Regions from separate parts of the Homo sapiens genome. Here region 1 is linked to region 2. The links are chromatin contacts, found by Hi-C in ENCODE. All regions are on one chromosome and are shown on one strand. The core of a region is the stretch at or near the end of the contact, and the rest is flanking DNA. Distances in the headings are between cores, read along the strand shown. Region 1 overlaps SETBP1 (SET binding protein 1). Region 2 overlaps SETBP1 (SET binding protein 1).

Region 1 (6,337 bases), core at 2,660-5,159, 190 kb before region 2:
TGAAAACCTGGGCCTCTGACTTAGGTGCCCCCAATCTCACCTCCCCACTAGTACACATATACATGTAGTTGAAAGTCAACAATTACAGTTGTTTTCAATGGAGTATAGAAATAAGAGAGAATTGGCTGGGCACGGTGGCTCACACCTGTACTTTGGGAGGCCGAGGTGGGCGGATCACCAGAGGGTCAGGAGTTTGAGACCAGCCTGGCCAACATGGGGAAACCCCATCTCTACAAAAAATACATGTGGTGGTGTTAGCCTGTAATCCCAGCTACTCAGGAGGCTGAGGCAGGAGAATCACTTGAACTCAGGTGGTGGAGGTTGCAGTGAACCTAGATCATGCTGCTGCACTCCAGGCTAGGCGATAGAGTGAGACTTCTCCAAAAAAAAGGAATAAGAGAGAATTTATCTTTGCCTAGCTCTTCATGTCTTATTAATTAAAATAGACTACTGCTTACACAAAATATCCAGCAGAGTCAAAATCTTAGAGTGGATACTGGTTACTTGCAAGCTTTTAGCATTTAACAGAATAAAAAGAAATAGATATCCCTGGATTTGTTTTCTTACAGGTGATACTAGTGAAAAAGATCCATGCTTTCATCCATCTGAAGGAAAATACCAAATGAAACAAAAACCAATGATAGCTTCTCCCTCTCTGCTCTAACAATAAGCAGTTATATTTTCAGAAAGCAAATAAATGATTCAGCAGGAAATAGGTGGCATTTATTTCTTATGCCTAGCTCTATCATTTGGTGCTGAAAACACTTGCTCTGTGATGAGGACTCACTTCTATTCAGGCTTACGAGCTGCTGACTTAGGGACTCCCACATACCGGGAGAAAAATATTCTAGAACAGGACTTATGCTCAGGTCAAGGAAGTTCAAACCTCGATGCAGAGCAGACCCCTTGTTTATGAGACCTGGGGCTTTTGTGCAATAAAGAAATAGAAATAATCTTTATTAGCTAAAGTGGCAAAGCAGTAGAAAGGGGGATGATATATATAGGAGAGCCAAAGATCTGTGAGATCAGTCCCCTTGATTCACAAATAAGAAATGATTTTACTCCTTTCATTCCCACCCTCATTGTTCTGCTTAGTTGTGGTAAGTTCTTGAGGTGAGCAGTGAGGTTAAAACCATTTGGTTATGGGATTAGTTGAATTTAAGAGAAAACAATAGTTGGTGAATCCTTCATGTATGAGCACTTTGGCTTCATACCAACCATGGCAGTAATCCCAGGTGGCTGTGAGGATGACTGTTCAGTGTCTTGACAGGAGACATTACTCATTCTCACCCTAACCTCCATTCAAACTTCTTTTCACTCCTGCCCAAATCTTAAGACCAGTTACCTTGACTTGAGAAGTGGCTGCCTGTGTGTGTGTGCATGCATATGCATCTGTGTTATGTGTCTGTGTTTGGTGGGGGTAGGGCAGGGGCATAAATCTTAAGGCTGCAGCTCTCTTCTGCTGCTTCTCTGCAAAGTTCAACCATCCTTCAGAGCTCATCTCAAGCTACCCTTCCTTGAGCCCACCCAACAGTGCACCCTGCCTCTGAGAGTTCGGTGGTGCCCATCTAGTCTCTAGCACTCTACCCTGATACCTGCTTATTTACTGCACATAACATGGGATCTATATAGGGTTTTGTATGATTCACTTGGGTTATTGAATGTGGCATATGTGTATATCTCACTCGATTCTATTCTCTCTGTGGTAAGGGTCCACATTAAAATTTATTCATAATTTTAACAATATCACCTCACTAACCCAGTTCTTGCATAAAGTAAATGCTCCAAAGGTATTTGCTGATGGATTTCCTGATTGCGCCTCTATATTTCTGACGGTGTAACATAACACTGCCAGAGGTGTGTATCTTTCATTTTAAAAGACCCATTAATATTCAACATTAGCAGAATAATTTTCTAAATGACAAGTTACAACCTTTTGGCTGTCTCCTCTTTTTCTTTTCCCCAGGGAATTGCCCTTTTAATGCAATTGAAAAAAAGAAGGGGATGGGAAGAGAAGGAAAATGGAGGGCAGAAGAAAGAGAGCAATAGGAAGGGAAGGAAGTGGTGATTGCCTAGGGAAGCAGATGAAGAAAGGGAGTGGGTCATCGTAGCAAGTAGGTAAGGGAGGGAAATCCTGAAGCAGGAAGATAAAGGAGCAAAGTCTTGGTCTTGCTGCAGCCATGGCGACTGCTCCTCTCCTGCTCTTACTTGGAGTAGCTGCTTCCCACCTCTGCTCCCGGTAGAGTGGAGTGCAGATTCTCCTGCACATTATTCACCTAAACATATAGAGTTACTTTTTTCACTTCTGCTTAGGAACTTGCTGTATCTTATTCTGCTCTATCCCCACCTGGGGGCATTAAGGTTAATGTTTCAAGTTATGGTGCTAGACTTGGAGTTAGACTGGGATAGATCTTAGAGTTATGTCTTGCCTGTTTCCAAGGGAATTTCAGAGGTTTACAAGTGTAATAAAAATTCAGCAATTAGGGGGAAAGCAAAGCAGAGATTATCTAAAAGGACTGGGAGCTACCTGGCTCCTTCAAGGCTCTGATCTTTTACATGGAGGACTGATGTGGGCTGTGTTTGCTGGAAGCCAGAAAGAGAAGGGATCCATCTTATATGACAGTTTTTGTTTAACCGAGAGCACAGGTTTATCTATCAGAATATTTTTTCATCCAGTGAAAAAGGCACACAATTTTTCTAAAAGTATCTTTAAAAAAGAATTGTCTCTTATATAGTAGATAATATTTTTTAAGAGCAGTTTTAAAAAAGACAAAGGCTTTCAAACTGCCCCTCTTGAAATGTAAAGGATATAATGTTAAATTGGATATCCAAGAAAACATTTATAAAGTAAAATTAGATAATGTGGTTTATCAACATTGGGACAATCTTCACCTGACCTTTGTATTCCAAGATAGTTTTGATGAGAAAGGAGAAAAGTAGTTTTATGGATGATGCAGATTTCTTGATGCAGAATTAATGGATAGTACAAATAAAAATACTAGAATAATAATAATGTCCTTGTCTTTGCCGGGAGCTCTTCATTCAGTCTTTCTTTTATTTCTCAAAGTTTACTGTAGCAGCAGAGTAGTGCGGAATAAGTATGGTCCTTGGTATTACAAGACCTGAGTTCAGTTCCCAACACTGTCACCTACTAACTGTGTGATACAGGATAAGGGAACTAATCTCTCTACACCTCGATTTTCTCATCTGCTAATAAAGAGTGACTAGTACCTTGATGTTTCAAGAGTTAAATGCATAAGCAAACGACTTGCATAATACCTGGAATTTAGTAGGTTCTCAATAAATATTAGATGAATCTTTTTGTAACTAAATGTGATTGAAAATGTCATGTCGTCTCTCAAGGAAGGTCAACAGAGGCCAATAGAGTTCAAAGGAAAGTTCTAGTGTAATGATTTTCATTGGTTCAAAATATACTTGGTCCTTTGGAGGTTCACTGTGGTTGCCTTTCTCATTCATTGGGGCAAAGAAATGGGTGGCAAAGAGGTATGGAAAGACCCTCTTGCCCTTTCACCCCTTTTTCGCCTCTCCTGCCTCTCTCCACCTCCGTCAGTCCCTGGCCCTCGCACAAAAGCTCATTGCATTCAGCTCTTTGGTGGCTTTGTACCTGTTGGGTCTGCCCCCATCTAGGGCCCCTTTTTGGCCTTTCTTTTTTTCTCTCTCAAAAGACCCCAAGGGGGTTCCAGGGCCCAGTGGCTGGGCTCCCAGGTTGCCTCACAGAGAAGGTGTTGTTCAGCAGAAAGGCATGTGGAGTCCCAGGGTGAGAGAGTTGGGGGCATTATCAATCATGAGCTGCTAAAAGCCAGGAGAGAGACGGGAGAGCTAGCAAGAGCAGGGAGGACTGAATTGAAGTGGAGGATTTTTTTTTTCCTGTTCCTGTTGTTGTCGTTGTTGAAGGGAGCGTTCTTGGACATCTGCCCAGACACATGCTGAGTTAAAGAAGCAGCAGGATAAATTCTTAAAGAATGAATTGGGAGAGGGGAAGGAGCTGCGGGTGGGGAGGAGTAGTGAAAAGGAACCAAGGAATGATTCCAACCCCCAAACAAAGGAGGCCCCTGCAGACCAGACCAGCCTCAGCCTGGCCCTTCTGTGGTTCAAACATTGGTTTGTTTAGCACATAATCCAGGAACACCAAGGATCCTTAATAGCTGCTTTGGGCCCACAAAAGGGCCACAGAGGGAAACTACAGTTTCTTGAGCTTTCTTCTTTATATCCAATGCAGGCTAAGAATGCCATGGGAGAGCTTCTCTCCCTCACTTGATTGGCCCCAGAAATGCTTACTGAAGTACCTCAGTTCATGATGCAATCAGTGTGGTAGCATAAGCATAGGGCTCACTAGTGGTGATGACATGTTCTATTTGATGACAAATGTCTTTTTCTTTTTAAAGAAAAGAAACTTGTAAAAAAATGCTCTCCTAGATTCTATGGTAGGAAATCAGGGAGCTTCTAATTAAGGAACTTCCCAATATAGTTTCCGAAAGAAAAATAAGCAAAACAAAAACAAAAGCTTGTGACGATGGTGGGACAGTTGGATTCTAACTGCATCCCCTTCCTCACTAGACTAGAATTGCCCATAGACGTGTCATTAGAGACACGCTTGTGTTATTCAGTTCATTCTCTTTGCTCTAAATTTCTTAATAGAAATTATATTGATTGTTGTTCTTAGACTTTGGAATAGGTCGGTTCTGAATATTGAGCTGACATGTCAGACAGCCCCCATGATAGCTCATTCACTCATTTCTTCATTGCAACATATACATCTTCACTATCAAATGTATATCATTGACGGTCTTTTGTGGTTTGCCCCTATGCTAGGGTTTGGGAAGATGCAGGTATATTGGGCCTTAGCCTTATCAATCAAACCATGGAGGACTGGCATTTTCAGCTAGAGTTAACAAACCTTATTCTTCTTGGGTGAGGAAGTTCATACCAAAAGAGAAACTGCATACTTTATAGAAACATTAGGCGATCAAAGCATTATAGTCAAAATATAGTCTCTGAAAATGGCACAGGTTTAGTATTGTACACTCTGCACGTGCCACATTTGTTGACCCTGTTAAGCCTTCAACCAGCTCTGCCATGGGTACCCACACTTTCCCTGTAGTTCCCTAGGTGGGAAATGAAGAAAAGTAAGAAAAGCAAAATATGGCCAACCAGTGCCTATTCAAGCCTAGTCATGCTCAGAACCTTTTATTGATGATCTGAAATTAAGAAAGGTGGTAACACTGCTGTCCAAAGCAAGAGAGATTAAGAGACTAGCTTTTCAAAACACAAACTTGACTTTATTATACATTCACATAAATGTATTCACTTCTCAAAGTGTTCTTCTCGTGACACTATGCACTTAATATTGCCATTGTTCAAACTATGATTGAAATGTCCCTTTGTTGTCTTCAAGTCACTGGTTTAAAAAAAAAAGATCAGCACAGTGGTCTCTAATTTATGTAGCTGATTGTTCTTGACAGGGCCCCAGGGATCTCCAGTTAGGAAGTTCCGTTATGTTGAAATGCGGTGAAACAGGTTATCCATGGCCTTGTCACATGGCAATGAAAACAAAGGGACTCAGGATCTGTGAGCTGCCACATGTGCTGTCTTGACAGCTCTGGCAATGGTTCTTGAACCATCAGTCATTATTCAATGTAGTAGATGAAAATTCAGATACTACTGAACTTGATGTCTCTTTGAATATGGTGATTTCAGGGGCAGCTGAGGGAATGAGATATTTTTTATCTATTCCAATCTGTTTTAAATTATTTTGAAAATTATTTCTTGAACATTGACTGTTTTTCCTATCCTGTATAATATGAAGGGTCGTACAGAAAGGGGGTGGATGATGGAAGGAGAGACAAAAAGAGAAGAAGCTTCTGCTGACTTGTGCTTTGTATCTACAGGGCTGCTGTGGAGGAAATTGTGTTCCCTTCCACCCAAATGTAGACAATGAAGCCCTAACTCCCAATGTGACTGTATTCAGAGTGAAAAAGTAATTGCGGTTAAGTAAGGTTATAAGGGTGGAACCCTGAGCTGATAGGATTAGTGCATTTATTAGAAGAGACACTACAGAACTCATTTGCTTTCTCTCCACCATGTGAGGACACAGGGAGAAGGCAGCTGTCTGCAAGCTAGGAAAAGAGCTCTCAGCAGACACTACACCCTGCTATAATCTTGATCTTGGACTTTCCAGCCTTTAAAACTAGGAGAAAATAAATTTCTGTTGTTTTAGCCACCCAGTCTGTGGTATTTTGTTAAGTAGCTCATGCTAAGACAAGACATTTTTCTGGTTACATCTACCAGATAAATGGAAAAGAGTGAAAAACAGTGA
Region 2 (6,187 bases), core at 1,485-3,984:
CAATACTCCTGCCTCAGCCTCCCAAGTAGCTGGGACTACAGGTGCCTGCCACCATGCCCGACTAACTTTTGTATTTTTAGTAGAGATGGGGTTTCACCATATTGGCCAGACTGGTCTCGAACTCCTGACCTCATGATCCGCCTGCCTTGGCCTCCCAAAGTCCTGGGATTACAGGCATAAGCCACCACACCCAGCCCTGACTGTTTCTGAGCAGCAGCCACTGAGCGGCTGTGCCCTGTGTCAGTTCCCAGGCATCCCCAATCCTGACATGAAGTCTGAAGCTCTGACGGTTGTGGTTGACAGACAAAACTCACCCACCATGTTTCTTTCTGCTGTGTTTTTAAATTTACTTTCAGGAAAAGGCATGTGGTGTCCAAGACACTTGGGAATACACAGATGTGTTTAAACAACTTGGTTTCTTCTCAGGTTCTGCCTTAATTCAATAATCCATTCACTCTTTCATTCAATAAGCAAAGGATGTTCGGCAGAAAAAAAAAAATTCTGAATTCTGAGACAGTACAGCAAAATGAATCATTGAGCATTGGGACTCAAATTCTCCAAGGTGGGAGGGCTGTGGAAAGCCAGTGCCTGCTGTACAATCAGCAGCCAGAATGTAGGCTGAGGGAGGTAGTAAAACAGCCTGTGCCCATCCATTAAGAAACAGCTGAGCTTCATAGGGAAAGCTTGTCCATAGCAAGGAGGTGGAGATCAGAGGAATCGGTTTCAGCCCAGGCCATCTAGTTAGGACTGGTTTAGTTTGTGGGCCACAGACTTCCTCTAGCTCTGACCTGCCACCCTGCAGGAAAGAAGCAAAGGAGGAGGAATCTGTGCTGGTGACTCAGGGCACATTCCCCAGCAAGGGAGAAATAATTCAGATTACATCCTCCTGCTGTTGGATCAGGGCAGCGCATTTCAATTTAAGCCCATACAGCCAGAGACAGGTTCATGTAGAATGGAATAAATTAATAAATATGCTGTTGTTTAACTGGGAAAGTGCTCTGGCCTAGGGACGGCTTGCTGAATTTCCTCCTGGCACACACTCAGGAAACAAAAACATCGAGGGAACTCAATGTCTGATTCTTGACAGGGTCAAGAAACAAGGACCGTATGGCATTGTTTAGTGGTTAAGACTTTGTAGCCAGGTTGCATGCATTCAAAATCTGACCCTACCACCTACTAGTTGTGGTAATAAAGGGTGAATCACTTACCTTCTCTGTGCCTCAGTTTCCTCCTCCATAAAATGAGAATGAATATAATGCTCCAACAAATAGACTTGTTGTATTAAATGATATTTAAATAAATAATAATTAATAATTAAATAATACATGAAAAGGTCTTAGAGAGTGCCTTAGCATGATGTACCTGCAATTGAAGTCTTGGCTATACCTATTACCAGCACAGTGTGTGAGATAAAGAGTTTCAGGAACTGGAATGCATGCTTCAAACAGCCAGTGGGGTGCCTGCTCCGGACTCTCTGCCTCCACATCAGGGGATTCCTGATCAGTGGCGAGCATGCCAGGGCTTGGGGAGGATGTTCTTGGAGCTAGATCAACTTGCCCTAGATTTTTCGGGGTCCAAGGCACAGTGAGTAGAAAGGAATGACCCCAAACCTGGCCAGAGCAGAAGAGGGGGAGCCTCAACAATGAGATGGAGTAGGTATCAAGGTACTAGAATAAAATCAACTTCTCAAAAGTCGTATTTCCACTCTCTACTCTAGGGGTCTGGGCAAGATGGGTTGTTCCACCAGGTGAGGTGTGTCAGGCCATCTCACATTTTGGCCCCAATTCAGAAACCTGCCCCCTCTGCCAGATCTATGGATTGGCAACTGCTGCCTAGGTCTTGATCTACCTTTACCTCCATCACCATGAAATCTTCACCTAAGAACCTAACTACAGTGAATAGGTATAAGGTGCTTAGAAGCACACTTAACCTTTCGCAGGGCCTTAAAATACAACAGACATGCACCTGCCTTTCTCGGGTGACCCTCAGCATGCCTCCAAACATCCACTCATGCCCCAAGCCTGATAAAACTGGCAGAAGGTCAGAGGGTTTTTAGAGATGTCTAAACATCTCACAAACGTGTTTGTGAGAAGTAAGAGAAGAATATTGGATTACACTTTATGCCTGTGCATCTACCTTTATCAATGTTTCACACCAACAAGCACATGTGTGATAAAAGGCAATGAGGGAGGGAGTCAGTGGCAAAATTGTGTTATAGAAACTATCTTGGGGTGAACAGAGAAAAATAGATCATAAGTATGACATACATATGCCCATAAATCATTTCTTTTACAGAGAGAAGGATAAGAGATTTGACATTTAGTCATGGGGATATTCTGTTCTTGAGTTACATGCTCTTACAAGATGTCACATGTATTCAGTCCTCATAATTACCATATGAGAAGAAGTATTACCATTTTACACTTCAGAAAACTGAGGCCAAAAGTCCTACATGCAGCCTCCACCCACAAGGAGGTTCCTTCCTAAACAGACAATCCACCCTAGCATCACTGAAAGAAAACAAACAACAAAAGAAAATACAGCCCGTACATGATAGAGCTGACCAGCTACTTTATTTTGCTTTCTAGAGGCAAACAATTAGTTTGAGCTGTTGCCGAATTTCATATGAACGGGGCTGGTGAGGGTGGGGGAGGTTTTCCCTTATACACTATTTTAGGAAAACTCATGATTGAATGTAATTTCTGCAGCTGCCATTAGAAAGCAGGATGGCAGCCACAGCGTCTAGGAGAACAGCAGGGCGGGCTAAGCCAGGGTGCAACTGAGAAACCCAGGGAAGAGAGCAGAGCCCATGCCCTAAAGTGACACCAAGGTCAGGACCCAGCCCATAGAGAAAGTGGTGGGGGAGAGTGTGGACCCCTTCAGCCCCCACCTAGGAAGGGGGAGCATCCCACAGAGTTCCCTGTCGCGGCGGAACCTTCTGTATCTTTGTTCTCTCTCCGCCACGGCTTGTAAGTATTAGCCTGATGTTGTTTACTTCTTCTCCCAATCTCTCCAAGGAATATGATTCACACGTTTTCAGATTTATTTGAACAAAATGCAATAAATATGCTGCTTCAATTTTAACTGCTGGCCTGTAGCCAGGGTTTTTAATGAATCTGGCCTGTGCTACTGAAGTGTTCCAGGATCTCCAGGGCTCTGGGCACTGTGAGATTATACACATTGGTGCGCGCACACACACACACACACACACACACACACACACACAGAGAGCTCTCACTCCACCCCCACCCCTACCTCCCCACCTCCCCACCTCCTATTCCCCGGAGGGCCAGTGACTCACAGTCAACGGCAGGTTTTCAGAGCCGACTCTGGTAAAAATTAGCAGGAGCCTTTTATTGTTCAAGGAGAGGAAGGACTCCTCCGTCTCCTTTCACGGCTGCGTGGAAGTGTCATCTTTTAATTTTTCCCCCTCCATTGGAATTGCTGTACCCACCTCTAAAAACTGCCATCATCAGCCTTTTTGTCTCGTCCTTTGTTTTCTTGCAAATGGTCACTAGACCGGGCCCAGCCTGTGGGGACTTCCATATAAAAACAGCTGGCTATGGAGGCTTAATGTGGAGATAAAAGGACTCTGAATTGATTTTCACCACAACCACACAGCCAGTGCTCCAGGCTTTGGAGAGCTAGAAAAAAAACAGGAAGAGGGACCCAGGCCCAGGTGGTCTGGGCACGACACACTTTCTCAGAAGGAGTGGAAGGAGGATGAAACTGGCTGACAGCAGACCTGAGGCACACAACTCCAGACCCCACCCTCCAGTAAATATGGCCAACATAGGGCAAAACTGTGGACTCTGCAAAATGTGTCCCCTTGGGTGGCCCCAGCCTCTTTTGGCAGGAAAATGATCACTAAGACCCCCTCCAGCTCTAAGGACCTGCAACTCCAAAGTCCTGTGCCCACTGTGAACACTTAGCTGCATTATGGATTGGCATCTGAGAAACTCCTCCGAAGGAAGGGACCTTTGCAGGGAAGGGCAATTTTAGGGACTGGGATATGGTTTTCCACTGGTGACAGAGACAAAGAGGTGGCTGTAAAGGTGGCTATCAATGTTTTGGCAAGTGCTGCCTCGTTACTAATGAACACTGCCACCTAATTTGTTTCTTTTAAAGTGCAAACCATGGTCTGATCTTTTTCCATTATGACCAGTGACTTTTATTGATGTCAGAAGCCCCTATGTGTTCCTCTTGTCTTCGAATTACTCTCAAAAGCAAATCACACATTGCTCTGCAGGAGTCTGCCCACCACACTGCGTCCCTACCTCACTTTAGCACGTTCCCTAATGGGGCCTTCACAGTCATTAGGCAAAATAAGCAAAGAAACTGCAAAGTTAGGAACCTGGGCAGGAAAATCACATGAAAGTCCTGGCTGCTCTCAGTGAGTTGGTAAGAGGACCAGGGTGCAGAGGTCTGAGTTGGGACAGTGTCACCAACAATGTAGTATGACTTCTGGGAGCCTCAGTTTCCTCATCAGTGGAATATTGGAATCCACTTAATGATCCTTCCCAGTCCTGATAGTCTGGGATTCTAACATCTGGGCTACAGATTTTGAGTGATTCTCCCTTACCACATCTGACCCTCCATTTCAGAATTAAAGACACTCACAGTTAAACACCTCCTCTGTTTTTCACTTTCTTTAAAGGGGAAATGGAATAATAAATAGCCCTTATTTCTACTGTGAATCCTCAAATCATAAAAATTGAATTCTCTTATTTATAATATTTATAGACTTGTAAAACATTCCTTATGCAGACTGAGAAAAATTACCATCTTGTTTTCATTTCAAATGGTAGTGTTAGTTGTGTGGTTTTGTATGTGTTGAGCTGTTCTTGTCTGTGCCCTTTACCAAACACTGTGTACTTCCATTAAACACATATGTGTTGATCATGTGACCTCTCACTAGCCCTTTGCTGGGTGGACGCTCTTGGAAACATATGAGAAGTATATGACATTGTCTCTTTCCTCAACTTACTAATTATCGTATTGGGAAGTCAGGATTGTTATGTGTAACAGTAATAATGTTAAAATAACAGCATGCTAGTTAGGAGCCAGGTGATGTGTTATGTGCTGGATAGATTTTTACTTCATTGAAGCCTCACAACAAATTCCTTAAGATATCTCATTTTATTCCCATTTTACAGACAGGGGATCTAAGGCTTAAGTTAATTTTTCTGCTCAAAACAGAGCAGTGGTTAAAGATGTATCTGATTGATTCTATGAATTCGAAATGTCATGTGGCTAAGTATTAAACTGATTACGAGCAAAATTTACGGAGCTATGGCATAGGCTCATGCTCCCTGCAAGGTCACGGATGTGGAAGTTCTGAGTAAGGGAGGTTACCTGCTCCTGATTAGGAATGAGCAGGAAGGAACCTAGGACAATGGAGAGGAGGCACTGATCCAGAGGTGAGAAGGAGAGTATAGACTCCTAATGAGAGATTTTCAAACAAACACTGGAAAACCATTGGCTTGCCACCCCACCATGTCTTCAATAACAGACAAGCCTTTGATGACACCACTGGAGACAGGAAGCCTCCACCTGCTCAAGCCTAGAACCCAGGAACTCTCTAGGCTGGATGTCCTTCAAGCACATTTTTGGCTTGACAAAAGGGCTGCCCTCAGATAACTTTGATGATTTTAAAAATGGTACTTTTAAAAACAAACACATTCCACATATTACATAACCAAGGCTGGAAAAAATAATGTTTTACTGTCAGGTTTGTTAGTTGGGAAATGTAATAATTTCCAGGTTTGGGGAATACAGTCGGGGAATTTCTTTTTACTTGACAAATAAAAATTATATATATTTATCCTGTACAACATGTTGTTTTGAAACATGTATATATTGTGGAATGGCTAAATCGAGCTAATTAACATACATTGACTCATGTATTTATCGTTTTTTGTGAGTAATTTTTTTAAATCTCTTTAAAAGTCTGGCATTTGCCTCATTGGCAATTCTTGACTATTTCATTTGCTCTCTGAATCCTGGTTTCAGCTTCCTTTCTTCTCTTTGGGAAGCTTAATTCTCAGGTTCCTGTCAAACCTGACAGTTATTTTTTAGCTCTGAGTACATGGATGTTTTCCATAGTTGTGGCCTAATTGCACATTCAGTCAGAATTGGTATTTTTTTTTCAACAGGTTCTGCAACTTCTTAATCCCACATTAGGCCA

The links. Hi-C counts contacts between places; a loop is a spot of excess contacts on that map. Pooled maps may share reads with other maps.
Region 1: a map of aorta shows a loop between it and region 2 (3-fold over the local background). The contact joins two enhancer-like sites. A Hi-C loop is called at or near these places in 3 of 168 maps with a recorded cell type or tissue (aorta, left colon and sigmoid colon), 1 of 37 single-sample maps with no recorded cell type and 6 of 50 pooled maps.

Annotation. Positions count from the first base shown.
Region 1 is chr18:44,822,747-44,829,083 of GRCh38, forward strand. All of the region lies in intron 2 of SETBP1 (SET binding protein 1), which reads left to right. Among named protein-coding and RNA genes, the nearest start is that of MIR4319, 140 kb to the right of the region's middle. RefSeq lists an enhancer at 2,774-5,178. Within about 2 kb of position 3,910, at least 24 of the 41 ENCODE cell types and tissues checked have a DNase peak (open chromatin) inside an H3K27ac peak, as active enhancers do.
Region 2 is chr18:45,013,542-45,019,728 of GRCh38, forward strand. All of the region lies in intron 4 of SETBP1 (SET binding protein 1), which reads left to right. Among named protein-coding and RNA genes, the nearest start is that of MIR4319, 46 kb to the left of the region's middle. Within about 2 kb of position 2,735, at least 8 of the 41 ENCODE cell types and tissues checked have a DNase peak (open chromatin) inside an H3K27ac peak, as active enhancers do.